3 separate regions of the Homo sapiens genome follow, and all the other regions are linked to region 3. The links are chromatin loops, found by intact Hi-C in ENCODE. Cell type or tissue: adrenal gland. All regions are shown on one strand. Each heading gives the region's core, and the rest is flanking DNA. Links, peaks and the distances in the headings are about the cores only. Region 1 overlaps ABCC6 (ATP binding cassette subfamily C member 6). Region 2 overlaps MYH11 (myosin heavy chain 11). Region 3 holds the start of LOC124903651 (a long non-coding RNA gene).

Region 1 (6,994 bases), core at 1-5,000, 430 kb before region 3:
TTAGGGCAAGTCTGAGGCTGTGGGAGAACCAGGTTGGTGTCAGAGAGGCACATGAAAGGTTTTACCCTTGTTCTGCCTTCATCACCCTGGATTCCATTCCTGGTGTAGAAGCTCATAAGGCTTCCTCCCCTCTCCCTCTGCCCCAGCCTCCTCCTCCTGCCCCCCTCCTCTTGCACCCCTCCCTGCACCCTCCCTCCTCCTGCATCTCTCCCACCTTCTGCCCACGCACCCCCTCCTCTTCCTGCACCCCTTCCTTTTCCTCCTTCCCCCTCCTCCTCCTCTTCCTCTCTCCTGCTCCACCTTCTTCTTCCTTTCTGCTCCCTGTCATCTTCCCTCCCACTTCTTCCCTTCTCCCTTCTTCTCCTCTACCGTCCTCCCTCTCTTCCCTCTGCTCTTCCCTCTCCTTCTCTTCCCTTTCTTCTTCCTCTCCTCCTTTTTCTCCTCCCCTTCCACCCCCATCTCCTCCTTCTCCTCCTCCTCCAATCCTGTCTCAATTTGCCTACTATTGTCTGATACGATGGGAAAAGTCCTCAATAAGGATGACCTTCACTTGACCTTGGGCAGGAAGTTCACCCTCTCTGGGCCTCAGTTTCCTCTGTAGAAAGATGATGATGATGACGTTGATACTTCCCCATGTGCTATTAGGGTACCCAGTAGGCAAGTTAACCATGTTTTGAAGTTACCAGTAACCCTGAGGCACCACCATAGCCACTGTCCACAAAACACAAGAGGAGAACATTTTAGGGGGAAAAATTGCTACTTAGTGTTCAAAAAACACAAAGTAGCCATCAGGAAACAACCAAACAAAACAAACAAAACATTTACTTTCCAACTTCATTCCTTTAACGTTGTGGTATAGGATTTTCTTTTTTTAAATTAAAATCAGACTCTGGGCCAGGCACAGTGGCTCATGCCTATAATCTCAGCAATTTGGGGGGTGAGGTAGGTGGATCACTTGAGGCCAGGAGTTCCAGACCAGCCTGGCCAACCCCGTCTCTACTGAAAGATACAAAAATTAGCCGGGCATAGTGGTGGGTGCCTATAACCCCATCCACTCAGGAGGCTGAGGCAGGAGAATCGCTTGAGCCTTGGAGGTGGAAGTTGCAGTGAGCTGAGATAATGCCACTGCACTCCAGCCTGGGTGACAGAGTGAGACTCTGTCTCCAACAAATAAATAAAAGTAAAAATAAAATTAGACTCTGTATCGGGAACTGCCTAGGCTCAAATCCTCCTTCTGACCACTTATCAGTTGTGAATCTGTGTGCAAGGACCCTACTCTCTCTGTGCCTCCTGTTCTTGTCTCCAACGTGAGGATCATAATTAACAGTAGCACTCCTGCCCCAGAGGGGCTGAGGCATTAAACGAGCCCATATGTAGAAAGCACTTAAAAGGGTGCCGGGCACACAACTGCACCCTGTAGGTATTTGTAATATTATCATTAGTTACTTTTCCATAAAGGATAAGACAGTAGATGCTTTTTACACTGGAGGCCACACCATCTCTCCTGCAAATATTCATCTCTGCCCTTGGAGTGCAGAAGTGGCTGTAGACCATACTAAGCAAACAGGCATGGTATTCCTCCAATAAAACTCTATTTATGGATGCTGACATTTGAAGTGCATATCATTTTCATATGTCGTGAAATAGTATCCTTTTGATTTTTTTTTTTTTTTTGAGACAGAGTCTCACTGTGTTGCCCAGGCTTTGGTGCAATGGCACAACTTCGGCTCACTGCAACCTCCACCTCCCAGGTTCAAGCAATTATCCAGCCTCAGCCTCCTGAGTAGCTGGGATTACAGGCGTGCACCACAACATCTGGCTAATTTTTGTATTTTTAGTAGAAACTGGGTTTCACCATGTTGGCTGGGCTGGTCCTGAACTCCTGACCTCAGGTGATCTGCCCACCTCAGCCTCCCAAAGTGCTGGGATTACGGGCATGAGCCACTGTGCCTGGCCTTGTAAAAACTGTTAATGGCATTTTGATTGTAATTGCTGAATATTCCAAAAAAAACTCGAATGCTCATGCATATGATTGTTTTTGCTAAGGCTAGGGGCCAGGACTTTTTCCAGTGTCTTCACCTTGTATTCCAGGGCCTTGCAAACAATAGGCAGGTGCTTAGCAATTACAACATAAGGCACTCAGACAGGGCTTCATGTGCAGTACATAAATGTCATCATTAGGAAGAAAGAGAGGGAGAGAGGAAGAACATGGGAAAATTCAGGGCAATTGATCAGGTTGACCCCACCGTTGCTAAAAATCAGATGAGACCAGGCGGGGCACGGTGGCTCACGCCTGTAATCCCAGCACTTTGGGAGGTGAAGGCCGGCAGAACACTTGAGGTCAGGAGTTCAAGACCAGCCTGGCCAACATGGCAAAACCCTGTCTCTACTGAAAATATAAAAATTAGCCGGGCATGGTGGCATGTGCCTGTAATCCCAGCTACTAGAGAGGCTGAGGCAGGAGAATCACTTGAACCCGGGAGGTGGAGGTTGCAGTGAGCTGAGATCACATCACTGCACTGCAGCCTGGACGACAGAGTGAGACTCCTTCTAAAAAAAAAAAAAAAAAAAAAAAAAAAATTAGATGAGACCAACAAGATATCCATAGATAATGCACCATGTTACTTTGCTTGTGTACTTTTCCTGCCTCTTGGTAGACAGTTCCTAACATCACCGTGAGGTCTTGGTGAAGGAGGAGTGGACACTGAGGTTGCTACAGTTTAATGATACCATTTTTCCCCCAGACAGAGATGTTCATCTTCTGCTCACATTCCTTGAGTGTTTTTCCAAGCCCTGCTGTGGGCTGGTGTTTACCCTCTGCGCCCTTCTCCATTGAGCCACTAGGTAGCGCCATTGCCGCATAAATGAAACAAACTGGCCCAATGTTAGAAAATAGTGTTCCCAGGCCAGGTGGGGTGGCTCAAACCTGTAATATCAGCACTTTGGGAGGCTGAGGTGGGTGGATCACTTGAGGCCAGGAGTTCGAGACCAGCCTGGGCAACGTGGTGAAACCCCATCTCTACTAAAAATACAAAAATTAGCCGAGTGACACATGCCTGTAATCCCAGCTACTCAGGAGGCTGAGACAGGAGAATCGCTTGGGAAGCAGAGGTTGCAGTGAGCCAAGATCATGAGACTGCACTCCAGCCTGGGTCACAGAACAAGAATCCATCTCAAAATAAACAAACAAATAAATAAATAAATAAACATAGTGTTCCTAAGGACTGAGACGGGAAACTGAGGCACACAGACTGGAGTTGGGGTGGGGCTTGTCAAGAGAATGGGTCCAAATAACCTGTGCAGAAATCTCAGAAAGTCACAGCAACTTAAAAATCATTTATTCTACCCCCCACTTCCACATTTTCCAGATATAGAAACCAAAGCCGAGAGGGGGAAGATAACCATCCCAAAATCACCACGTTGGTGGGGGAGCAGGGTTGCCAGAGAAAACACAGGACATTCAGTGAAGTGTGAGTTTCAGACAAACGGAAGAATTTCTCAGTGTATGTCCCAAATATTTCACGAGACTTAGACTAAAACCTTATTCACTCTTTATCTTCAAATGTAACTGGGCATTCTGTATGATGATTTACTAAATCTGACAACCCTTGCGAGGGATGAAATGAAGATTAGGAAAATAATTAAACGCAATAAGAGAAAATGCCAAATGAGAACAACTCTATTCCCATTTTGCAGACAAGAGAATTGCACCTAAGGGAGATGACTTGCCCCAAGGCCACACTCAAAACTCTCAGGGTCAGGATTTGAACCAGGTCCCCTGATTCCATAGGTCTCAACTTTACTGTTGTGGCTGGGAACACCCCCCAGTCCCACTCGTGTGTGTGCACAATCTGTCTTGAATATAACTCTCTCCCTATCGTGTAAGAGGGCTGTTTCCCTCCCTGACATTGAAGGACCCCACCTTCAGCAGGCATCTCCTGACACAGCAGACCCCATGAGCACAGATCCCTGGGACCTGGTGGCTGCCCTTATCAGATTCCCTGACATCCCCATCTTAGGACCCAAGTCTGACCACCTTCGGGGTCTGCAGCTGTGTTACAGAAAAGGGGTCCTGATCCAGATCCCAAAAGAGGGTTCTTGGATCTCGTGCAAGAAAGAATTCAGGGCGAGTCCATAAAGTGAAAGCAAGTGTTTGTTTGTTTGTTTTTTGAGACGGAGTCTCACTCTGCCACCCAGGCTGGAGTGCAGTGGTGCGATCGTGGCTCACTGTAAGCTCCGCCTCCTGGGTTCAAGCTATTCTCCTGCCTCAGCCTCTCGAGTAGCTGGGATCACAGGTGCCCACCACCACACCTGGCTAGTTTTTATATTTTTAGTAGAGACTGTGTTTCACTATGTTGGCCAGGCTGGTCTCAAACTCCTGACCTCAGGTGATCTGCCCGCCTCCGGCCTCCCAAAGTGCTGGTATTACAGGCATGATCCACCGTGCCCGGCCAAAAGCAAGTTTTTTAGTAAAGTAAAGATCTAAAAGAATGGCTACTCCATAGAGAGAGCAACCCAGAGGGCTGCTGGTTGCCCATTTTTATGGTTATTTCTTGATGATATGCTAAACAAGGGGTGGATTATTCATGCCTTTCCTTCTTAGACCATATAGGGTAACTTCCTGATGTTGCCATGGCATTTGTAAACTGTCATGGCGCTGGTGGAGTGTAGCAGTGAGGATGACGGGAGGTCACTCTCGTAGCCATCTTGGTTTTGGTGGGATTTGGCCGCCTTCTTTACTGCAACCTGTTTTATCAGGAAGGTCTTTGTGACCTGTATCTTGTGCCGACCTCCTATCTCATCCTGTGACTTACAATACCCTAACCGTCTGGGAATGCAGCCCAGTAGGTCTCAGCCTCATTTTACCCAGTCCCTATTCAAGATGGAGTTGCTCTGGTTCACGTGCCTCTGAGAGCTGGGCTCCTCGGGATCTCCTGACATCCTGCCCCTTCTATCCCCAGCTCCTGGGGCCCTCCGCCCTCACTGCCATCGCTGTCTTCCTGAGCCTCCTCCCTCTGAATTTCTTCATCTCCAAGAAAAGGAACCACCATCAGGTTTGGCTTTTGGGAAAGGGACGGACCAGGCAGGAAGTAGGGAGGAAGCCACAGGTCCTGGTGTGGGAGATGCGGAGGGGAGAGCTGAGTGCGAGCCCACGGGTCTGGCTTTGTTCTTGTCGTCTGTGAGCTGCCCATCACTCAGACCTGCACCCCCTCCCCCTATCCTCTCAATGGACAGTGGCTCCGTCCCTCCAATGTTCAGGCCACAGGCCCTGGGTCAGTTCAATGCCTTTTTCTCTCACATCCCATCTGTCAGCAGATTTGCTTGGCATCACCTTCAAAATGCATCCAAAATGTCACACTTCCCAGCATAGGCTCTCCGAACCCCATGATCTCTAACCCAGGTCACAGCAGCAAGCCCCTGGCTCACTCCCCGCCTCTGCCCTCAGCCTCTCTCCACTCCCAGCCAGAGGAGACCTATGCAAACCAAATACGTTGTACCCCTCCTCTACTCAGACCCACAGCGGCCCCATTTTCCTCAGACTGAGCCAAAGACCCCACAGTGGCCCACCAGGCCCGCCCTGAGCTGGCCTTATTGCTTCCAACCTCACCTTCTACCCATCTCCCCTCCTTCCCTGCCTTTCCCCACACATCTCCCATCCTCAAACCTGCCCGATCTCACACATCCCTGCAGGCCTTCGCTTTAGCTGTTCCCTCCACCTGGATCACCCTCACTCCCGAAGATCCTCTGTCACCTCCCTGCAGTCAGGGCGGCTTCCCTCACCACCCTCCAGCAAGGAAATGGCACGTCCATCCCTCCCCTCCCAGCAGCAGCCTCTCCTTTGCCTGCCCTGGGATTGTTTTTGCTTTTTTCCCCCCACAGCACTTCCCACAACCTACAGGGTCCTACAGGAAGCACCCGGCAGGGTTGATTGCCTTGTTTTCCTTAACTGGAAGCTTTGCAACAGCACAGGCCACTGATTGTGGCCAACTCGGCATCTAGTTAGTGCTTGGCAGGCAGAAGGTTCTCAGTAAGTGTTTGTGAACTATGGAAGAAAGGAGGGAGGGAAGAAGGAAAGGAGGAGAGGAAGGAGGGAGGGGAAGGAGAGAAAAGGAGGGAGGGAAGGAAAGATAGGAAAGGGGAGGAAGGACAGAGGGAAGGAGGGAAGGAAAGAATTGAGGGCGGAAGAGAAGGAATGAGGGAGAGAAGGAAGAAAGGGGGGAGGGAGGGAAGGAAATAAAAGGAAAGAGGGAAGAAAGCAAAGGAAAGAGGAAGAAAGGAGATAGGGAAGGAAGGAAAGAAAAGGCGGGAAAGAGAGAGGGAGAGATGGGGGATGGAGGGAAGGAACTTATTTCCTCTCTTGGCCCAGCTGTCCCAGTGTCCGTCTGTCACCTGGGCTGTTTCTTCAGCCTCCTGCGTGGACTCCTCTAAAACATTCTAGGCTGGGCACAGTGGCTGACACCTGTAATCCCAGCACTTTGGGAGGCCACACCTGTAATCCCAGCACTTTGGGAGGCCGAGGCAGGCAGATCACCTGAGGTCAGGAGTTCAAAACCAGCCTGGCCAACATGGCATAACCCTGCCTCCACAAAAAATACAAAATTTAGCCGGGCGTGGTGGCGGGCGCCTGTAATCCCAGCTACTCGGGAAGCTCAGGCAGGAGAATCGCTTGAACCCAGGAGGCGGAGGTTACAGTGAGCCGAGACCACACCACTGCACTCCAGCCTGGGCGACAGAGGAAGACTCGGTCTCAAAAAGTAAAACCTTCTCCAGGCAGCTGCCCCTCTGATGATGCCCCCCGCCCCATGGTGAAGCACAGGAGACCCTGAATTCTTCTGCCTGACTTTAAAGTGCCAAGTGACCCTGCCCACACGCTCCTCTGGTCACACTGAGTGTCCTCTGAGTCATGCTATTCCCTGTGCCTGGGTTTTAGGTGCCCCCGCCACCCCCCTACCCCCCAGCCCCCACCCCCCACCCCCATCTCAAGCCCCTCCCC
Region 2 (11,159 bases), core at 3,544-8,543, 60 kb before region 3:
CTTGGCCACCCGAAGTGCTGGGATTACAGCTGACTGAGTGTCTACCCTGTCCCTGGCACTGTGCGGGGTGCAGGAGATACAGTAGTGTGTGGGTCACAGTCCAGGAGGTAACATTTAGGCAGAGCTCTAAAAGAGGAGAGGGAACCAGCTGTGGGAAGATGAGGGGAAAAGTGTTCCAAGTGGAGAGAACAGCATATTGAAGGCTCTAAGGTGGCAAGACTTCCCTCTCGTGAAATGAAGGGAGCATAGTAAGAGTCACTAAATAACATTGATTGAGCACCTACTACATACCAGCCGCCATGCTAAATGCTTTTCGAGCATTATCTCGCAGCACATCTATGAAGGGCTTGTTCGTATGCCTCCCTGTTTTGTAGATGAGGATAAGTGAGACTCAGAGAGGTTAAGGGACTTGCCCAGGGTCACACAGCGAAGAAGTAGCAAAGTGAAGGTTCAAATTCAAGTACCCCATACCCAGTTCTGAGCCCTTAGCCACTGCCCTTTACTGCCTCCAGGTCAAGGGCTTGAGTGAGGACAGGTTGGGCTGTAAATGATACCTACATTCAAAAGGGGCGTGGCAGTGGACATGGCCCCAGAGGAGCTGGAGATGGAGTCGAGGCCTGAAGGAGGGTGGGGCTTGATTGACCTTTGTTCAGGTGACCACAGACTGGGCTCTTCTCTTTGGGAGGCTTGTCCTGGGGACAGGGGACACTGATTGAACAGGAAATAGCCCCTGGCCTGGCTCAGTGTAGTCCACTGAGTACCTACTGCCGCCGTGCAAGGCCCCCAGGTCACGGAGGTGAAGTCAGGCTGTCCCTGCTCCCAGGAAGCTGTATCATTAATTTATTCCCCTGGCATGCATTTAGCAAGCATTTAGTTAGCACCTATTCTATACCAAGGCCTGTGCTGGGACTGAAGAGGAGAAAGGGGGTTCCCCGGACTCAAGGCACTTGCAGCTGGTGTTTGCAGGATGGGTGGGAGGGTCCTGGGTGATGGAATGGGGAAGAGGGGTGTCCAGGCAGGCAGCCCCCCACTCCCAGCCCCACCAGGCTGGATGTTGCTCCTGGGCCCCGCTTACCTCTAACCCTTGCTTTGCTTCTCCATTTCGGTCCGATGGAGCCGCTTATACCAAGCTGCTTATAGTTCACCCCCACGGACCCCGTGTCCTGTTTTTCTGCCCATGTCCCTGCTTTGTCTTGAGCTGGTTAACACCTTGTTGTCCTTTAAGACTCAGTGCAGGGAATACCTCCCCACCTGGAGGTTTCCCTGACCACCCCCAATGTGGGTTAGGGCCTTCCCTTCCTTGTTCCTATCATTCTCTGTTCTTACGACGTGTTTTAATGTACTTGTCTCCCCCTCTGATTTAAGTTCTTTAAGGGCAGGAGCTATCATTGATTTCTTTATCTCCAGCCTCTGACACAGATGTGGTATATAGTAGGTGCTCAGTAAATGGTTGATGGCTATTTAGACAGGCATATGTTGACTCATTCATTCTCCTTTTAGGGGATGGTGAGAACCTCCGTCTCCATCAATCCTGTTTCCTTTTTTTTTTTTTTTTTTTTTTTTTTGAGATGGGTTCTCCCTCTGTCACCCAGGCTGGAGTGCAATGGCACCACCTTGGCTCACTACAACCTCCCTCCACCTCCCAGGTTCAAGTGATTCTCCTGCCTCAGCCTGCCGAGTAGCTGGGACTACAGGCATGTGCCACCATGCCCTGCTAATTTTTTGTATTTTTGGTAGAAACAGGGTCTCACTGTGTTGCCTAGGTTGGTCTTGAACTCCTGAGTGTGAGCAATCTGCCCTCCTTGGTCTCCCAAAGTACTGGGATCATAGGTGTGAACCACTGCGCCCAACAATCCTGTACCTTCAAAGAATATTCCTCTGCAGCACCCCCAGACATTACATACCATTGTCCCTGAGTGGACTGAGCCCTGGAAGGACCTTCCCACTCTCTCTTTTTCTTTCTTTTTCTTTTTTGAGACAAGGTCTCACCGTGTCACACAGGCTGGAGTGCATGGCACAATCACGGCTTACTGCAACCTCAACCTCCCAGGCTTAAGCAAACCTCCCACCTCAGCCTCCCAAGTGGCTGGGACTACAGGTGAATGCCACCATGCCCAGCTAATTTTTAAATTTCTTATAGAGATGGGGGTCTCACTGTGCTGCCCAAGCTGGTCTCAGACTTCTGGGCTCAAGCAATCTTCCTGCCTTGACCTCCCAAAGTGCTGGGATTACAGTTGTGAGCCACCACACCCAGCCAGACTTTCCCACTCTCTAATTGGCTCCAGCCCTTGACTAAAAGGCCCTTGAGGGCTGGGATCCTGTGTTTTTTTAATGTTCTAATGTAGTCCCAGCACCTTTTGCATGGCATCTGGGACGTACAGAATGAATGAATGAATGAATGAATGAATGAATGAATGAACGAACGATCAGTAGTTTCTGTTTCTGTTGGATGGGCCTAGGCTGGATAGCATAATGGACCATGCTCATACCTGGGGGCGGGCCAGGCTGGGCTTGGTGCTGCCAGGATCTTCTTTGGTGACCTCGGTCAAGTCACTTAACCCTCTGTTGCTTGGTTCACCCTAGCTGTAACTGAGAGATGGATCTGTGGTTCTCCCTAAGTCACTTGCAGGGAAGAGGATACGCTTTATGGCCATCAGAGTCTTGGGCAGTACTGATGTTTATCGTTTGGGGAAAGCAGTTCCTGTGAGACGGGTTGGAGCCTGTCTCCTGAACTGTGACCTCAACCATGGGAAAATCTAGTATCCAGTAAGGAAAAATCATGACAATAGTGCCTTACCACGTACAGCATGGCGGGACTCGCCTTGTGCCTTGACTCCTCCGTCCCTGATCTGATTATTTTCAGATGCTCCTATTCACCCAGTAGGAGAGGACTGCTATTTTTTAAATGGTAAAGTGCATATGACATAAAATTTACCATTTTAAACATTTTAAAGAAAACAGTGCCATTAAGTGCATTCACAATGTTGTACAGCTATCAATTTCAAGACAGGGTCTTGCTCTGTCACCCAGGGGCTAGAGTGCAATGGTACAATCATAGCTCACTATTACCTTGAGCTCCTGGGATCAAGCAATCCTCCTGACTCAGCCTCCCAAGTAGCTGGGACTACAGGTGATCACCACCATGGCCAGCTATTTTTTTTTTTTTTTTTTTTTTGTAGAGAGGGGGTCCGGCTGTTGTTGCCTGAGCTGGTCTCAAACACTTAGCCTGAAGCAATCCTCCCACCTTGGCCTCCCAAAGTGCTGGGATTACAGGCATGAGCCACTACACTTGGCCCCAGAGCATTTTTATAGCCTCAAAAGGAAACCTTATACCCATGAGCAGTTCCTCCTCATTTCCCACCTCTTTCCAGCCTCTGGGAACCACAAGTCTGTTTTCTGTCTCCATGGCTTTGCCTACTCTAGACACTTCACATAAATGAGATGATAGAGTACGTGACTTTTCGTGCCTGGCTTCTTTCACTAGGCATATTTTCAAGCTTCATCCACATTGGAGAGCTCATGTCAGTGTTGGTCTCTGTTTTGCAGATGGGGAAGGTATTAATGATCAGGAGCAGGCGCTGTGGGGTAAACAGGAGTTCTAGTTCCCAACTTCCCTCCAGCTGTGTAACCTGGTGACAACCTCACCATGCCTCACTTTGCCCTCCTGTCAAACAGGCGGTGGGGAAATCACTGTTACTGAGTAGTTGTGAAGATGCCACGAGGAGATGCCTCTGCCATCTTCTAGAGACTGAGTCACTGGGGTTTCTTCTTAGATATGGACATTGGGAGGTCCCAGAAAGAGATCAGAGGGTGGTGGGAGGAGAGAGAGCTTGGAGGATTATTACCTTTTCCTCCCTCCCTCCTGGACCACAGTTTTGGCAGCTGTGTTTCTGTATGACTGCGGATCCCTCTGGACAGCCCCTTTTTAGGGGTGTGTGGCTTTCTATGCCTCCAATGTTCAGTTAACGACATTCCCTCTCTGGCTGAGTGCGGTGGTTCCCACCTGTAATCCCAGCACTTTGGGAGGCTGAGACTGGCGCATCACCTCAGCTCAGGAGTTCGAGACCAGCCTGGGCAATATGGTGAAACCCTGTCTCTACAAAAAACAAAATAAAAATTACCTGGGCATGGTTGTGCACACCTGTGGTACCACCTACTTGGGAGGCTGAGGCGAGAGGATCACTTAAGCCCAGAAACTCAAGGTTGTAGTGAGCCAAGATCACCCCACTACACTGCAGCCTGGGCGACAGAGCAAGACCCTGTCTCAAAAAAAAAAAAAAGTAAACAACATTCTCTTCTGTTCTTGCTCTTCAGACTTAACTGCTCCCGTCACTGGTTGGGTTTCTTTAATTCTGCACACATATCTGTAAACACTTTCTTTATTAAATGTTCCTGAGTTAATATCTTAAGCACACTGTTCATTTTCTGTGCCACCTGTTAAATGATGAGCATTTAATATGATTGTCAGCATCCAAAAAAGATCCTGCGTAGTGCTTAGTTCGGTGCCCAACACATAGTAAGTGCTCAATGAACGGTGGCTGTTATTTAAGCCAGTGAGGTCCGGGGAGGTAAAGTGGCAGGTCGGAGGAGTGGAGCTGAGATTTGAACCCAGAGCTCTTCAAAACTCCACAGTTTGGCCAGGTGCAATGGCTCACAACTATAATCCCAGTGCTTTGGGAGGCTGAAATGAGAGAATTGCTTGAGCCCAGGAATTTGAGACCAGCCTGAGCAACACAGTGAAACCCATGTCTCTACAGAAAATATAAACATCAGCCAGGCCTGGTGGCGCCCGCCTGTAGTCCTGGCTACTCAGGAGGCTGAGGTAGGAGGATCACCTGAGTCCAGAAAGGTCAAGGTTTCAGTGAGTCACGTTCACACCACCGCACTCCAGCCTAGGTGACAGAGTGAGACCCCATCTCAAAACAAACACAAAACCCCCCACAGTTGCAAAATAAAACATAGGCAGCTTGGAAACCCACTCTCGCCCTTTCTCCTCTTCCCACGTACCTGGAATATCAGTGAGGCCCAGGGTTTCCACTAAGACTCCAAGCTCCAGTTTCCCCATCTCTAACATGAGAATATTGAGTGCTTCTGTGCAATCTGTCTACCCTGGAGGAGGTCTGGAAGTAAGCTGGGTTCTCTGTCTGCAGACGTACTCTGGCCTCTTCTGCGTGGTGGTCAACCCCTATAAACACCTGCCCATCTACTCGGAGAAGATCGTCGACATGTACAAGGGCAAGAAGAGGCACGAGATGCCGCCTCACATCTACGCCATCGCAGACACGGCCTACCGGAGCATGCTTCAAGGTGAGTGAACTCAGGGCTGCACGGGGCCAGCTCCAGGGAGCCCCTCCTGTCCTGCTTGTCTGCAGTTCTTGCCAGGAATGTGGAGTTTGGCAGGCACTGCGAGGGACCAGGAGTTACTGTGGCTGAAAAAGGGAAAAAGCAAAAGGAACATCTGTGTTTGCAGCCTGGGAGGGTGAGGGAGAGCCAAGAGCTTGGGCAAATACGGGCATGGGCCCGCTCCAGCTCCAGCTCCGGGGCTCGCTGCCCAAGGTCCCCGTCGGGCCAGCTGTCTGCAAAGGATGGAAAGAGGGTGGGGAACAGCCCTGGGGCTGAGCCATTGTGGTCTGTGTTGACACCTACCTGTCCCTCAACCCCTGTGGGACTGTGGGTAAATATCTTTTCCTCTTCAGCCTCAGTTTCCTCATTTGTCAAAAGGGGTGATAGTCTCTATCTTGTAGCTTCTTGTGAAGATTGTTAATGCTGGTTTTTCCAAACTTAAGACTTGTGCCTATTACTTTCATGTTTATACGTTATTATTTTTACTATTGTTTTATTATTTTTGAGACAGGGTCTCACTTTCTCGCCCAGGCTGAAGTGCAGTGGTGCCATCTCGGCTCCCTGCAACCTCCGCCTCCTGGGCTCAAGCAATTCTCCTGCCTCAGCCTCCCAAGTAGCTGGGACTATAGGTGTGGACTGTCATGTCAAGCTAATTTTAAAAAGGTGGGTTTTTTTGTTTTGTTTTTGTTTTGTTTTGTTTTGTTTTTGGAAGTGACAGGATCTTGCTATACTGGTTGGTCTCAAACTCTTGGCCTCAGGCGATCCTCCCACTTTGGCCTCCCAAAGTTCTGGGATTATAGGCATGAGCCACTGCACCCAGGCCTTCTCACCTTCTATTTAGAACACTTTGGAGCCCCTGAAATAGCCACCCCCAAGTCAAACAGAGGGACTAGGCAGTTAATGCAAACAAGTGTACCAGGTCAGGCGAAGAGTACAAGAAACTCGAAAACTCACACCCCCTCTGAAAGGGCACCAACAGGTGGGAACCCAGGGATCTGAGTTGGGAGTTGAGAGGAGCCCAATTCTGGAAGTTCTTGAGGCCGGAATCCAGGTGTGCCTGAGAGATGCCACGACCCCGCCCCCAAGATAGAGGGACTCAGGTATAAGTGCCCCAACTTTCTGACAGTGAGCCAGACTCCACAGGTAGGACCAGAATCTTGGCCCTTCTAGGCAGGGCCTGCCATTACCTCCAAAGACCAGCAGGTGGAGCCTTGCAAAGGCAATCTTGGAGCTGTAATCTCAGGTTGTAAAGTGATGGCTCCTGGAGTCAGGTATCTGTCTTTTTTTTTTTTTTGAGACGGAGTCTCGCTCTGTCGCCCAGGCCGGACTGCGGACTGCAGTGGCGCAATCTCGGCTCACTGCAAGCTCCGCTTCCCGGGTTCACGCCATTCTCCTGCCTCAGCCTCCCGAGTAGCTGGGACTACAGGCGCCCGCCACCGCGCCCGGCTAATTTTTTGTATTTTTAGTAGAGACGGGGTTTCACCTTGTTAGCCAGGATGGTCTCGATCTCCTGACCTCATGATCCACCCGCCTCGGCCTCCCAAAGTGCTGGGATTACAGGCATAAGCCACCATACCCAGCAATTCCTGGTTCTTTTCTGGAGCTGAGGTCCCACTAAGCACATTTTAATCTAAATACCAAAAAGAAAGAAAATTCTGTTAGCAAAGGAGAAGGAGGGGGAGCGACAGATGGGTAAGCATTTCTACAGTGCTCTGAAAAAATTTATTTGTAACTTGAAAAAGTCTTTAATATTGTATATTCATTCTAGAAAAACTTAAACATATATTTAAGTAAAAGAGAACTTGCTGGCACCTATGATTCTATCATCCAAAACTCATCACCATTAACATTTTGTTACGTGACCTTTCATTACACTAACTGAACTAAATGGCATGAAATGAAGGAAATTTTTACTATCTGAAGATAATTCGTTCCAGAAAAAGATCACTTAAAACAGAGACCAAAGTTTCACTGTAGATAGTATGTGTGTGGAGGAGGGAAAGAGAGTGGGCAAAATATTTGACTGAGCTTGAAAAATGACATTGCAGGCCAGGCACAGTGGCTCACGCCTGTAATCCTGGCACTTTGGGAAGCCCAGATGGGTGGATTGCTCGAGGTCATGAGTTCGAGACCAGCCTGGGCAATATGGCGAAACCCTGTCTCTACAAAAAATACAAAAATTACTTTGGTGTGGTAGCACATACCTGTAGTCCCACTTCTTGGGAGGCTGAGGTGGGAGGATCGCTTGAGACCAGGAAGTGGAGGTTGCAGTGAGCCGAGATCACGCCACTGCATTCCAGCCTGGGTGAGAGAGCCAGACCTTGTCTCAAAAGAAAAGAAAAGAAAACCAACATTGCAAATTATAAAAATAGGTTAATTTCAGCTTACATGTAATAAGAATTTTATTTTAATTACAAGTAGGTGCTAATTTGTAGATTCAGTATAAAATGAATTAAGAGTGGGTGTGGGGTTTTTTTCTGTAACTTTTTCTGGGCTGAGGGATGAAATCATGTGAGCATAAAACGACATCTTCATGTCATGCTTGACTTCTGCAGCCCGAGCTAAAAAGGATCATTCTTACAGATTTATTTGATGGGTCACCAGTTTTCCTAAGGGCTTCTTTTACTTCTTTAGTGTTTAAGTCTCTCAAAGCCCCTGTGGTCTTAGCGTTCATTCAGCTGTGAATTGCCCTGAATCTTTTTCTTTCTTTTGTCTTTCTTTCTTTCTTTTTTTTTTTTTTTTTCCGGATGGAGTTTCCCTCTTGGTGCCCAGGTTGGAGTGCAATGGTGTGATCTCAGCTCACTGCAACCTCCACCTCCTGGGTTCAAGCGATTCTACTGCCTCAGCCTCCCAAGTAACTGGGATTATAGGCATGTGCCACCACACCCGGCTAATTTTGTATTTTTAGTAGAGATGGGGTTTCACCATGTTACCCAGGATGGTCTCGATCTCCTGACATTGTGATCTGCCCGCCTCAGCCTCCCATAGTGCTGGGATTACAGGCATGCACCATCACACCAGGCTAATTTTGTATTTTTAGTAGAGATGGGGCTTTACCATGTTGGTCAGACTGGTCTTGAACTCCTGGCCTCAGGTGATCCTCCCACCTCGGCCTCCCAAAGTGGTGGGATTACAGGTGTGCACCACCACACTTGGCCCCTGAATCTTTTTTTTGGCCTTTCCAAGGCCACTGACTTTGCCAGTCACTGCACCTTGTTTTCCAGAACTGCCACTTTGTTTTGTGTTCATATCATGATGGTGGCTATTGATACCCAATAATTGGCAAGGTGAAGCCACTGAATCGTCGGAGAAGGAGGTTTCGGTGGAGTTTGATCGCTCTTGTAGTCATTGAAGAATACTTTTGTGTTGTGGGGACTTTTGCTTTCCTAGACCAGCAGTCCCCAACCTTTTTGACACCAGGGACCAGTTTCATAGAAGTCAGTTTTTCCATGGACCGCAGGGGAGAGATGGTTCGGGATGATTCGAGCGCATTACATTTATTGTGCACTTTATTTCTATGATTACATTGTCATATATAATGAAATCATTATACAACTCACCATCATGTAGAATCAGTGGGAGCCCTGAGCTTGTTTTCCTGCAACTAGACGGTCCCATCTGGGGGTGATGGGAGACAGTGACAGATCATCAGGCATTAGATTCTCATAAGGAGCACACAGCCTGGATCCCTCTTATGTGCAGTTCACAGTAGGGTTGGTGGTTCTATAAGAGTCTAATGCCGCCTCTGATCTGAGAGGAAGCAGAGCTCAGGCAGTAATTGGAGTGATAGGGAGTGGCTGTAAATACAGATGAAGCCCACTACTCACCTCCTGCTGTGCAGTACCAGTCGGTGGTTTGAGATGCCTGCGCTAGACCACCTCTTAACTGTGAGGCAATGTTGTAATTGACAAGGACACCCTGTGTTCATATATTTGATTCCTCATGGTCTCTAGGTTTTAACACAAAATTGCATAGTCAGCTCTCTTGAAACTACTTAGAAATGCTCACTTGACACATAGTAAGCTCCAATAGGAAATGACTATCATGATTGAGCACAGCAGCATGTCTTCAGTCCTAGCACTTTGGGAGGCCAAGGCAGGAGGATCACTTGAGGCCAGGAGTTAGAGACCAGCCTGGCCAACATAGTGAGCTCTTGTCTCTACAAAAAAATAATTAGCTGGCCACAGTGCGTGAGTCTGTAGTCCTAGCTACTCTGGAGGCTGAGGCAGGAGGATGGCTTGAGCCCAGGACTTCAAGAATGCAGTGTGCTATGATCGTGCTATGGTACTCCAGCCTTGGCAACAGAGTAAGACCCTGTCACGAAAGAAAGAAAGAAAATGAAAACCGTGAATATGCACATCCATAAAAGATAAACTCTTTACTTAATTTAAATGTTAACCAACACCTGCTATGCCCTCGTCTATTTTGGCATGACCTGGTGCTTTCTGGCAAATCATTGATGGCGGACTCCAAAAATAAAAAGAATCGGGCACGGTGGCTAACGCCTGTAATCCCAGCACTTTGGGAGGCCAAGGTGGGGGGATCATGAGATCAGGAGATCGAGACCATCCTGGCTAACGTGGTGAATCTCCGTCTCTACTAAAAATACAAAAAAAACTAGCCAGGCACAGTGGCAGGCGCCTGTAGTCCCAGCTACTCAGGGGGTGCTGAGGCAGGAGAATGGTGTGAACCCAAGAGGCGGAGCTTGCAGTGAGCCGAGATCACGCCACTGCACTCTAGCCTGGGCAACAAAGCGAGACTCCATCTCAAAATAAATAAATAAATAAAAAATAAAAAGAATGTCAAAAATAATGGAGAAAAATTTAAGCTTGGGAAGAATTCCGTTCACCTGCTTAATTTTTTCTCCATTCCCAAGTAGGAAATTGGTTTTTGTGAAGAAACACGTAGGCCCAGTGTGTTGACTCCATTGATAAATGGCACGATCTCATTCTGTTAAGTCACTGGGCTGCGATCCACACTAAGCTTACCATGAAGGTGGAGAGAGAAAGCTAGCACATGTGGCTTCTTCCTTGAGTTCTTCATGGAAAAGATGGGGTGTGAAAAGGCGGGATTGAGGAGGGATGGGTAACACACATGCACTGAATATAAGATGAAGCATTGCAGTTGTGTCACATAGACAGTAAGTTCCTGAGGACCTATAAACTCCATCCTTCTTGCATGTGCATCATTGTATCTCCAGCACATTTTCTGGTGCCTGGCACATAGTAGCTGCTCAGTATTTGTTGAATCAATGAATTATTAGAGTTATTTATAGAAAAGAACCTACCAGGGTCAGGATGGATGGGGTGGGTTATTTGAGAGAGGTGGGGCTTTATAAGCCTCGAAGAATGGTTTGCTAAGGTGAGAGAAGGGGGCAGGGATGGCTTTCTAGCCAAGAATAATAAAAGCATAAATGTAGGGGTGAGAATGGGTATGATGAGTGTGGCAGGAGCTGGTTTAGAGGGGTTGACTAGTATACTGTGGCAGGGAGCTCAGAGCCAGAGCTCAGCCCTTTGCTGCCTCACAGGAGTTGGGAAAATGGGAGGGACTTTCTAAGAGATACTTCACAACATGGCACCCTCCCAAGTGGAAGCCAAGCCCCTTGAGGGTATGGGAAGAGAAGCTGATATTTAAAATATGTATCTTATATCTGCATATGCATAAATTATGTCATGTTTATTTTTTAAATTCTCCCCCCCTTTTTTTTTGAGGCAGAGTCTCGCCCTGCCACCCAGGCTGGAGTGCAGCAGCACGATCTCAGCTCAGTGGTATGATTTCTGCTCACTGCAACCTCTGTCTCCTGGGTTCAAGCAATT
Region 3 (11,159 bases), core at 2,924-7,923:
GGAGGCCAGGGTTCTGAAATCAGGGTGTCGGCAGGAGCCGGGCATAATGGCTCATGCCTGTAATCCCAGCACTTTGGGAGGCCAAGGCAAGAGGATCGTTTGAGGCCAGGAGTTCAAGACCAGCCTGAGCAACATAGCAAGACCCCTTCTCTACTAAAAATTTAAAAAAAAAAAATTTTTTTTTTTTTAAAAGACAAGATGTTGGCAGGGGTTGTTCCTCCTGGAGGCACTGAGGGAGATCTGTTCCTTGCCTCTGTCCTGGCTTCTGGTGGCTCTGGCTGTTCCTGGCTTTTCCTTGGCTTGTCTCACTCCAGTCTCTGCCTCATCCTTCATGTGGCATTCTACTCTGTGGGTCTTCTCTTCTGTCCATCATAAAGACACTTGACATTAAATGTAGGGCCCACCAGGTTAATCCAAGATGATCTCATCTTGAGATCTTGTACTTGATTCCATCTGCGAAGACCGATTTTTTCCAAAATAGGCCACGTTCAGGCTGGGCGCGGTGGTTCACGCCTGTAGTCCCAGCTCTCAGGGAGGCAGAGGCGGGAGGATAGCTTGAGCCCAGGAGTTCGAGACCTGCCTGGGCAATATAGTGAGACCCCGGTATCCACAAAAAGGAAAAAAAAATAAATGTAACCCCCCAAATTAGGCCACATTCACAGGTTCCAGGTGGACATATTTTAGAAAGACCAACATTCAACCTAATATAGGTGGCTTCCACTCTTTATCACCTACTAGGCCAGGCCCTTGCTCAGCATCTTACAAGACCTAAACTTCACGAAGCAGGTACTACTGTTACCATCTCCGTTTTGCAGATAGGGAAACTGAGGCTCATGGGACTTATTGAGACTCATGTAGAGTCTCTATCCTCTATTCATCCATGATTCATCCATCAATCCATCCTCTATCATCCATCTATCCTCTACTCATCCTTCCATCACCCATCCATCCATCACCCATCCGTCCATCCATCTACCCACCCATCCATCCATGAACCCATCCTCTATACATTTATACATTCATCCATCCATTCACCCTCCATCTGCCATCCATCCATCTCCCTCCCTCCCCATGTGTATCTGGACCCGGAACTAGGATTTGGAAATTCAGAGATAATGAGATTTATAAGAAGCAAAGCTGGGATTTGAACTCAGGACTCTCTAACTGCAGAGCGCGTGCTTTGCACCAGCACACCAGGATGCTGCCAGCCGTCACCACCCTTGCTGTGTTGTGTCTCCTCACTGGTTTACTTCTTTGCTGTCTGCTAATTCTGCCCCAAGGTTCATCTCTTATGGCCTGGGAGTGGTGGCATTCTTTTGTCATTTCTGGAATTACATTTAACTATACCAGAAAGTGCAAACCAATGGTTCCTGAGCCCACAGGAGAGATCGGCCACTACAACCTTCAAAATTTTTAGAAATTGGTTCCTAAAGTTTAAATATGGGTAGGCCGGGCACTGTGGCCTATAATCCCAACCCTATGGGAGGCCAAGGCACATGGATCACTTGAAGTCAGGAGTTTGAGACCAGCCTGGCCAACATGGTGAAACTCCGTCTCTACTAAAAATAGAAAAATTAGCCGGGTGTGGTGGCACACGCCTGTAATCCCAGCTACTCTGGAGGCTGAGGCAGGAGAATTCCCCTGAACCTGGGAAGCGCAGAGGTTGCAGTGAGCCGAGATTGCACCAATGCACTCCAACCTGGGTGACAGCAAGACTCAGTCTCACACACACACACACACACACACACACACACACACACACACACACCAAAAAACATGGGTACACTTCACATAAAAACTCTGGGTTTCCATTATCTAGAAAAATCAGAAGTTCCAGCAACACTTGGCTTATATCCCCTGTGGCAATGACGGAGTAGCTGCTGGCCCCTTCAGATGGGTTTGTGGCCTCCTTGGGTCCCCACAGTCCTCATTAGTTGGCTTTGTTCATTTAGACCAGTGGTTCTCTGCCAGAGGTGAGTTTGCCTCCCAGGGGACATTGAGTAGTATCTGGTGACATTTGTGGTTGTCACAACTCTGTCAGGGTAACCACCACTGACATCTAGTGGTTAGAGGCCAGGGATGCTACTAAACTTCCCATGATACCCAGGACAGCTCCCCACAATAGAGAATTATCTGGCCCCCAATTTCTGCAGTGACAAGATTGAGAAACCCTGAGTTGGCCGGCTCGCCTGGGCTGTGCAGGCATTTCAGGAATCTTTAGTTTAAATTGACACTTTTAAAACTGTGAGTGCAACTCTTCATAGTTTACAAAGACTCTTTCATAGATGTTATGGTTAAAAGGAAGTGTGTTTCCAAGCCCTGTCAACAGCAGCTTCATTCATTTTGGGGAGAAGGCTTTCTACCATAGTAAGTGGGAGCAAATGGATGGGTGGTCAGCAGCTGGGTCCTTTTGCTGAGCTGGGCCAGGGACCCCATGGCGTGAGAATAGCTGTTGTGAAGGGCCTTGTAATGTCTGGTTTGGCCTGAGGAACCAGAGAAGTCTGGGATCTCTAGGCTTTGTTCCTGGAACATAGTGACTGATTTGAAGCCAGAACTCTGGGTGATTTGTACCTGAGTTAAGCTAAGCCAAGAATTTGCATTAATCATCATCCATCCATTCATCCATCTACCATCCATCCATCATCTGTCCATCCATCCATTCATCCATCCATCATCCATCCATCAATGCTGTATCCATTCCTCCATCAATTCTCCATCCATCTATCCATCGTCTATCCATCAATCCTCTGTCCATTCCATCTATCCATCTATCCTCTATCCATCCATCCATCATCCGTCTATCCTCTATCCATGAATTATTCATCCATCAATCCATCCTCTATTCATCCATCTATCCTCTACTCATCCGTCCATCATTCACCCATTCATCTACCCACCCATCCATCCATCCGTCCATTCATCCATGAACCCATCCTCTATCCATTTATTCATTCATCCATCCATCCACCTTCCACCTACCATCCATCCATCTCTCTCCCTCCCTCCCATGTGTATCAGGACCTTGGAATAGGCTTTGGAAATTCAAAGATGATTAGGGCAGGCCCTCCACTCTCCAGAAACTCATGGTCTTATGGGGATTTCAGACATAGAAACTATTTTAACAGTAACATGGCCTGAGTATGGAGTCAGAAAGGTTCCAAGTATTCTGGGAACACAGCGTTTTTGTTTGGAGACACCTGGACAACAAGTGGAAACAAATGTATATCTTCTTCATCCCAACATGGGCATCTGTTACACCCAGAAGAGTATGTAAGAAGCACAGGGTTTTTATTTCAAAAATCCTTTTATTGACATATGATTTACATGGAGAAAATTGTGTATGCCATAGCGTGCAGTGCAAAGAATTATTATAAACTGAACACGTCTGTGTAACTAGAATCCATTTTAAATAAGACAATGCCACCAGCCCCATGGAAGCTCCCACATGCACCTTCTAAGAACTTCCCTCAATTAAGGATAATCATTATCCTGACTTCTAACAGCATCGATTAGTTTTGCCTCTTCTTGAATGGACGGTCTATATATGGACTTAGACAGTATGTTCTTGTTTCCATCTGTCCTCTTTTGTTCGGTATTTGTGTCTGGAAGATATGTCAGGGTTTTTTTTTTGTTTTAGAGACAGGATCTCCCTACATTGCCCAGGCTGTATCAAGCTCCTGGCTTCAAGCAGTTCTCCCACCTCAGCCTCCCAAAGTGCTGGGGTCGCAGGCATGAGTCACTATGCTGGCCCCAATACATCAGTTTTGATTTGTGGTAGTTGTAGCTCATTCATTCTCACTGTTCTGTGGCAGGGGTTGCTAACACATTTTTCTGTAAAGGGTCAGATAGTAAATTCTTTAGCCTTTGTAGGCCAGACGATCTTTGTTGCAACTCATTAACTCTGCCAGTGTAGCATGCAAATAGTTACAGACAATATGTAAATGAATGAGTATAGCTGTTTTCCACTAAAACTTTATGTATAATAGCAAGCAGTGGGCCAGATTTGGTCCATGGGCTGTAATTTGCCAGTCCCTGCTGCGTGGCATTCCATTGTAATGCAAGGTTTTAAGCAACCATATGAAAATATTGAGCTCAGAATCTAGTTTCTTCAGAGGAAAGATGTAAGCTGGCTCTGGGTCCCCAGTGGCTTTAGGCTCCAAAACTCCAGGGTACCTTGGCATTGACCTTTGTGTCTGCTCTGCCCTTCTCTCCCCACCTCAGCCATATTGAAGGTGGTATCATCGGTCCTGCAGCTTGGAAATATCGTCTTCAAGAAGGAAAGAAACACAGACCAGGCGTCCATGCCAGATAACACAGGTACTTGCCACTTTTTCCTGATGACCAATGACTTTGGGGTTGGGGGGGTGGGGGAGGTGACATTTAACCACTGGTTATTTTTCAAGGTGAAGGTATCTGGGATTTTAACAACAGTTGGACTAGGTTCTTATCACTCACTTTTTCAAACTTTTCAGTGCTCAAGACCCTATGTGGAAAGTTATTGAATCAGAGCGCAGGGATTAAAAAAAAACAAACCTAATAGTTTTATTTATTTGTTCTTTTTTTTAAATACAAAATTTTACAAGTTTTAATAGAGACGAGGTCTCGCTGTGTTGCCCAAGCTGATCTTGAACTCCTGAGCTCAAGTGATCCTCCCACCTTGGCCTCCCAAAATGCTGGGATTACAGGCAAGAGTCATCACGTCCTACCCCTAATAGTGACCAGACAAGATCCCGAGGGACCATCTCTTCTAAAATACCCCACTTAATTGTTTTGTTAAAGAAATATTTCTCAAGCCCCTGCAATATGCCACTGGGATACAGCAGGAAATGACACAAGAATAGCTCTTCTTACGGTATCTGTGGTCGTCTTGGGGAGACAGACCTCAATTGCCCTGAGAATTAGGGGTGCCAGATAAAATACAGGATGTCCAGATAAATTTCAATTTTAGGTAAACAACAAACCTTTTTTTAAATTTTAATTATGTCCCTTGTAACATTTGGACCGTGATTATACCAAAAGAGTATTCTTGTTTATCTGAAATTCAGGTTTAACTGAGCATCCTGTAATTTTCCCCCTAAATCTGATAAACCTACCCACAAATAAACAGTATTTTGTGTTTTGAGAAGCTGGCCTGGCTACCACTATGCTTGTTGGTGGCTGAGCTGAGAGCAAAACTTAGGTTTCTTATTTCCCAGCCCAGGCTGTATATTGTGTTGCTTTTTCCCGCTCCCTAGAGCCCACCTTGATCAAACCTGTTGCAACCGCTTACTGGGTTTACCTTGCCCACAGCCTAGACAGAGCCAATTAATCAAGACAGGGGAATTGCGATAGAGTAAGAGTAACTCACGCAGAGCCGGCTGCATGGGAGAACAGAGTTTTATTATTACTCAAATCAATCTCCTTGAGCATTCGTGGATCAGAGTTTTTAAGCATAATGTGGTTAGGGGGAGGCCAGTGAGTTGGGGGTGCTGATTGGTTGGGTCAGAGATGAAATTACAGGGAGTCGAAGCTGTCCTCTTGCCCTGAGTCAGTTCCTGGACAGAGGCCATAAGATCAGATGAGCCAGTTTCTCGATCTGGGTGGTGTCAGCTGATCCACCTGGTGCCAGGGTCCGCAAAAATATCTCAAGTACTGGTCTTAGGTTTTACAATAGTGATGTTATCCCCAGGAGCAATTTAGGGAGGGTCAGACTCTTGTAGCCTCCAGTTACAGGACTCCTAAACCATAATTTCAAACCTTTGGGCTAATTTGTTATTCCTACAAAGGCAGTCTAGTCTCCAGGCAAGAAGGGGGTTTGTTTTGGGAAAGGGTTCTTGTGTTTTAAACTATAAACTAAGAGGCTAGGCGTGGTGGCTCATGCCTGTAATCCTAGGATTTTGGGAGGCCCAGGCAGGTGGATCACTTGAAGTCAGGAGTTCAAGACCAGCCTCGCCAACATGGTGAAACCCCATCTCTACTAAAAATACAAAAATTAGCCAGGCGTAGTGGCAGGCGCCTGTAATCCCAGCTACTCAGGAGGCTGAGGCAGGAGAACTGCTTGAACGCAGGAGGCGGAGATTGCAGTGCGCCGAGATTGTGCCACTGCACTCCAGCCTGGGTAACAGAGTGAGACTCTGTGTCCAAAACATAAAAAATAAACTATAAACTAAGTTCCTGCCAAGTTAATTCGGCTTACACCCACAAATGGTTCAGTGGAGCTTGGAGGTTAGAAGCAAGGTGGAGTCCGTTAGGTCAGATCTTGTTCAGTGTCTCAGTTATAATTTTGCAGTGGCAGTTTCATTCTCAGGTGTTTGTTATGTATTAGAGTCCCTAAATCTGGCAAATTAATGGAATCCGGATGCCAAGGAAAGACCTCAGGGAAAGAGAAATGAAAAAGTGCTCTTGCCAAGAGATGGGGAAAAAAAAATCCTAAAATCACTCTATTTACTCTGCCTTGCACATGCAAAGCAGCATGTAATGCTATTTTCATGTTAAGGGACCAGCTCGTGGTCACACCACTGCACTTCAGCCCGGGCGACAGGAAGACTGCATCTCAAAATAAAAGAAGAGCATTTAGGTTGACTCTAGCATTTTGCTATTGCAAACAATGCTGCAACACATATCCTAGAAGGGTGAAAGAAATATTTATTGAACAGTAACTGTTCAATAAATGTTACTATTAATAACTATTTAATACTTACTAAGTAACTGTTAAATAAATCTCAAGGGCCAGTGGCTCACGCCTGTAATCCCAGCACTTAGGGAGGCCGAGGTGGGCGGATTGCCTGAGTTCAGGACTTCGAGACCAGCCTGGGCAACACGGTGTAACTCCATCTCAACTAAAATACAAAAGAAATTAGCTGGGTGTGGTGGCAGGCACCTATAATGCCAGCTACTCGGGAGGCTGAGGCAGGAGAATTGCTTGAACCCGGAAGGCGGAGGTTGCAGTGAGCTGAGATCGCGCCACTGCACTCCAGCCTGGGCGACAGAGCGAGACTCTGTCTCCAAAAATAAATAAATAAATAAACAAATAAATAAATAAATAAATCTATCTATCTCAGGGACTTTACATACTTTACCTTATTTAGTCCTGGGTACCAACAAGGTACCGAAGAGCTGACCCTTTTTAAAGCTGAGAAAAGCAAGATGCTGGGAGGGTAAAGAGCTTTTCCAAAGTCACATGACTTGGAAGTGTGAAGGGACAGGGACTTGAAACTAGAACTACCTGACCCTAAACCCCCAACTGGGGCCTGCTTCAGCCCACCCCAATCATTGCCTCTCAGCAAAATACTGGGGAGTGTGACCACTAATGACAGCAGCCTTTAGGACACTTCAAGCTATATTCATGGTCAGCGGGTCCCATTTCCCCAAGAGAACCCGCTGTATTCACAGATCACAAATATCCCATGCGATGTGTCTTCTTGCCAAGCTATTTCTTTTGTGATGCACTCACGATGTTTCTTTTCTCCATCCAGCTGCTCAGAAAGTTTGCCACCTCATGGGAATTAATGTGACAGATTTCACCAGATCCATCCTCACTCCTCGTATCAAGGTTGGGCGAGATGTGGTACAGAAAGCTCAGACAAAAGAACAGGTAATGATGTACTTATCACTTATCCATCCATGCACCCACCCATCCATCCATTCATCCATCTATCCACCTGTTCACTCATTCATGTATTCATTAATCCATTCACCCATGGTCTGCCTCTGCATCTGTCCATCCATCCATCTTTCTACCCACTCATTCATCTGTCTGTTCATCCATCCATCCATCCATCCATTCATCTGCCCATCTATCTGCTCACCCATCATCTCTCCATCCCTCACTCATCCATCTGTCCATCCATCCATGACCCAGCCATCTGTCCATCTGTCCGTCCATCCATCACCCATCCAGCTGTCATTCCATTCATTCATTCATTCATTCATCTGTCCATGCATCCACCCATCCATCTCTTTATCCCTCATTTATTCAATACTAGAATATTCACAGTCCCATGTCAGGTTTTGTTTGTTTGTTTGTTTTTTGTTTTTGAGCCAGAGCCTTGCTCTGTTGCCCAGGGGGGGGTGCAGTGGTGCCATCGCAGCTCACTGTAGCCTCTGCCTCCCAGATTCAAACGATTCTCCTGCCTCAGTCCCCCAAGCAGCTGGGACTACAGGCATGCACCACAACGCCTGGCTAATTTTTGTATTTTTAGTAGAGAAGGGTTTTTGCCTTGTTGGTCAGGCTGGTCTTGAACTCCCGACCTCAAGTGACCCACCTGCCTCGGCCTCCCAAAGTGCTGGGATTACAGTGTGAGTCACTGCACCCGGCCAAGAATAAAAATCTTCACCACCAGCCTGGCTTATGTGAAAATGGAGCCCATTGAGAATAACCGGGTTCCCCTGGTTGCCCTCTGCAGGCTGACTTTGCTGTAGAGGCTTTGGCCAAGGCAACATATGAGCGCCTTTTCCGCTGGATACTCACCCGCGTGAACAAAGCCCTGGACAAGACCCATCGGCAAGGGGCTTCCTTCCTGGGGATCCTGGATATAGCTGGATTTGAGATCTTTGAGGTACAGCTCGGTGGGATCCTAAGAGCCATGGTCTTGGTTGTCTGAGATGGGCTTTTTCTTGGAGGAGTCATGATTTTGGAGAAAGGCATGTAGATGGCTACTGTAGGGTAGGAGGCTGTCTAGTTAAGGGTGGATCATTGAGGGTATAAGAGACAGAAATCCAACAGGAAATGCATTGGTTTCTGGAACTGAGAAGGCCAGACATGTAGCTGGATCCCGTAGGCAGGGTCTGATCTCCCGCCATCGTTCTCTCTCTCTCTCTGCCTTCCTCCATATTGGCTCCATTCTCAAGCAGGCTCTCCCCTCACGGGGGCAAGATGGCTGCCACAGCTCCAGACTGCCTCTCAGTAATCCTGGTAAAAAAAAAAAAAAAAAAAAAGCACATATCTCTTTTCTAACAGTTCCAACCAAAATCTTGGAATTAAGTCTCACTGACTCTTACTCACCTGAATTGGGCTACATGGTCACCTCCAAGCCAAGAACTGTTTGCAGGAGCTTGCAATACCTCATGTAGTAGAAACATGGATATTGGATCCTTTACCCATGGGTTTGAAGAAAGTTCTCAGAGAAAGGGAAGGTTTTTTTTTTGTCTTGTCTTGTTTTTTTTTTTTTGAGACAGAGTCTTGCTCTGTCGCCCAGACTGGAATGCAGTGTCACAATTTTGTCTCACTGCTGCCTCCGCCTCCTGGGTTCAAGCAATTCTCTTGTCTCAGCCTCCTGAGTAGCTGGGACTACAGGAGTGTACCACTGTGCCCAGCTAATTTTTTTTTTTTTTTTAGACAGAGTCTCGCTCTGTTGCCCAGGCCGGAGTGCAGTAGTGCAATCTTGGCTCACCGCAACCTCCGCCTCCCAGGTTCAAGTGATTCTCCTGCCTCAGCCTCTCGAGTAGCTGGGATTAGTGCCACCATGCCTGGCTACTTTTTTTTTTTTTTTTGGTAGAGACAGAGTTTCACCCTGTTGGCCAGGCTAGTCTCAAACTCCTGATCTCAAATGATCCACCAGCCTCGGCCTCCCAAAGTGCTGGGATTACAGGTATGAGCCACTGTGCTTGGCCAATTTTTGTATTTTTAGTGGAGAGAGGTTTCGCTATGCTTGCCAGGCTGGTCGCAAACTCCTGACCTCAAGTGATCCTCCCGCCTTGGCCTCCCTAAGTGCTGGGATTACAATCATGAGCACTACACCCAGCCAGGAGGTTTTAAGATTGATAGATGTCCCGAAAGAAGTGTACTACCGAGTCACTTTCTCTCTGCGCCTCTGTTTTCACATCTGTAAAATGTTTCCACATCTGTACATGCAGTAGCGTGCCTTACGAGGTTTGTCCATCCATAGATGGTTGTGCAGATGGAGGAGATAAGCATCTTTAAGGTGTGTGAGGGCCATGTGATATCAACTTCACCAGCCCTGGTGGACTCTAGGCAGCATGTTTTGGGGCCTCAGCCCTGTCTGGGTGCTGGGATGGCAGAACAGGATGTGGGCGGGCCATGGGGGCGCTGTCGGGTGGAGCTTCTGTGGGGCTCCTTGTCTTCTGACTTCATACCAAGATGCTCACGCCCCGCCCCCACGCCATGTGCTCAGGTGAACTCCTTCGAGCAGCTGTGCATCAACTACACCAACGAGAAGCTGCAGCAGCTCTTCAACCACACCATGTTCATCCTGGAGCAGGAGGAGTACCAGCGCGAGGGCATCGAGTGGAACTTCATCGACTTTGGGCTGGACCTACAGCCCTGCATCGAGCTCATCGAGCGACCGGTGAGGGGCACGTGGGCGTGCGGGGCTCCGTCACACCTTGTACACGTGTGTGGCCTCTGTGGAGCCGACGTGGACCCCACACTCTCCCCATGCACATAGCATTCCCCCACCCAATCCATCACCCAGTCCTGAAAGGCTGTAAGCTGAATCCTTGTGAACTCTTACAATTTCCATTAACCCACATTTTCATATCAAAGGTATTTTCTTTAATTTCTGCCTTCCTTCCATCCTCTTTTTTCTTCCTTTTTTTCTTCCCTACCCTCTTTCCCTTCCCTTTCCTTCTCTGCCATTGCTTTTTTTTTTTTTTTTTTTTTTTTTATGACATGGTCTGACTCTGTTGCCCAGGCTGGAGTGCAGTGGCACAATCTTGCCTCACTGCAACCTCCACCTCCCTGCCTCAAGTGATCCTCCCGCCTCAGCCTCCCAAGTGGCTGAGACTACAGGCGTGCACCACCACGCCCACCTAACTTTTGTATTTTCAGTAGAGACAGGGTTTCTACTAATTAGCCGGGCCTGGTGGTGCACGCCTGTGGTCCCAGCTATTTGGGAGGCTGAGGTGGGAGGATTGCTTGAGCCCTGGAGGCAGAGGTTGCTGTAAGCCGAGATTGCGCCACTGCATTCCAGCCTGGATAACAGAGTGAGACCCTGTCTCCAAAAAAAACTTTTCTAACAGGAACCCTAGGTGAATTCAAGTCAAGCAACAAATTCATTTGCAAGAATTATGAACTCGGCCGGGCGCGGTGGCTCATGCCTGTAATCCCAGCACTTTGGGAGGCCGAGGCGGGCGGATCACGAGGTCAGGAGATGGAGACCATCCTGGCTAACACGGTGAAACCCCGCCTCTACTAAAAATAGAAAAAATCAGCCGGGCGC

The links. Peaks named below come from ENCODE experiments on the same cell type or tissue, not always from the same donor. Only the 100,000 strongest peaks of a DNase experiment are listed, where the experiment ranks them.
Region 1: a loop joins it to region 3, with 3 times the contacts of the local background. A loop is called at or near these places in 52 of 110 quality-filtered maps.
Region 2: it touches region 3 in a loop (2.4-fold over the local background); 60 of 110 quality-filtered maps call a loop at or near these places.

The regions. Positions count from the first base shown.
Region 1 is chr16:16,190,890-16,197,883 of GRCh38, reverse strand. ABCC6 (ATP binding cassette subfamily C member 6) reads left to right here. Exons shown (of 31, transcript NM_001171.6): 11 at 4,962-5,054. Among named protein-coding and RNA genes, the nearest start is that of ABCC6, 29 kb to the left of the region's middle. In adrenal gland, for the core only: a CTCF peak has its summit at 2,844 (motif pointing right); a DNase peak (open chromatin) is centred at 2,823.
Region 2 is chr16:15,817,403-15,828,561 of GRCh38, reverse strand. It overlaps MYH11 (myosin heavy chain 11), which reads left to right. Exons shown (of 41, transcript NM_002474.3): 3 at 5,151-5,307. Among named protein-coding and RNA genes, the nearest start is that of MYH11, 34 kb to the left of the region's middle. In adrenal gland, for the core only: a CTCF peak has its summit at 6,530 (motif pointing right); a DNase peak (open chromatin) is centred at 6,471.
Region 3 is chr16:15,756,954-15,768,112 of GRCh38, reverse strand. MYH11 (myosin heavy chain 11) reads left to right here. Exons shown (of 41, transcript NM_002474.3): 10 at 4,222-4,317; 11 at 7,455-7,573; 12 at 8,385-8,537; 13 at 10,113-10,286. It overlaps LOC124903651 (a long non-coding RNA gene), which reads right to left and starts at 6,777. Exons shown (of 2, transcript XR_007065005.1): 1 at 6,681-6,777; 2 at 5,363-6,531. It overlaps LOC124903650 (a long non-coding RNA gene), which reads right to left and starts at 9,178. Exons shown (of 2, transcript XR_007065004.1): 1 at 8,984-9,178; 2 at 8,386-8,890. RefSeq lists a silencer at 1,907-2,201 and enhancers at 9,678-10,311, 10,312-10,945. In adrenal gland, for the core only: no CTCF peak of the experiment used is centred there; no DNase peak of the experiment used is centred there.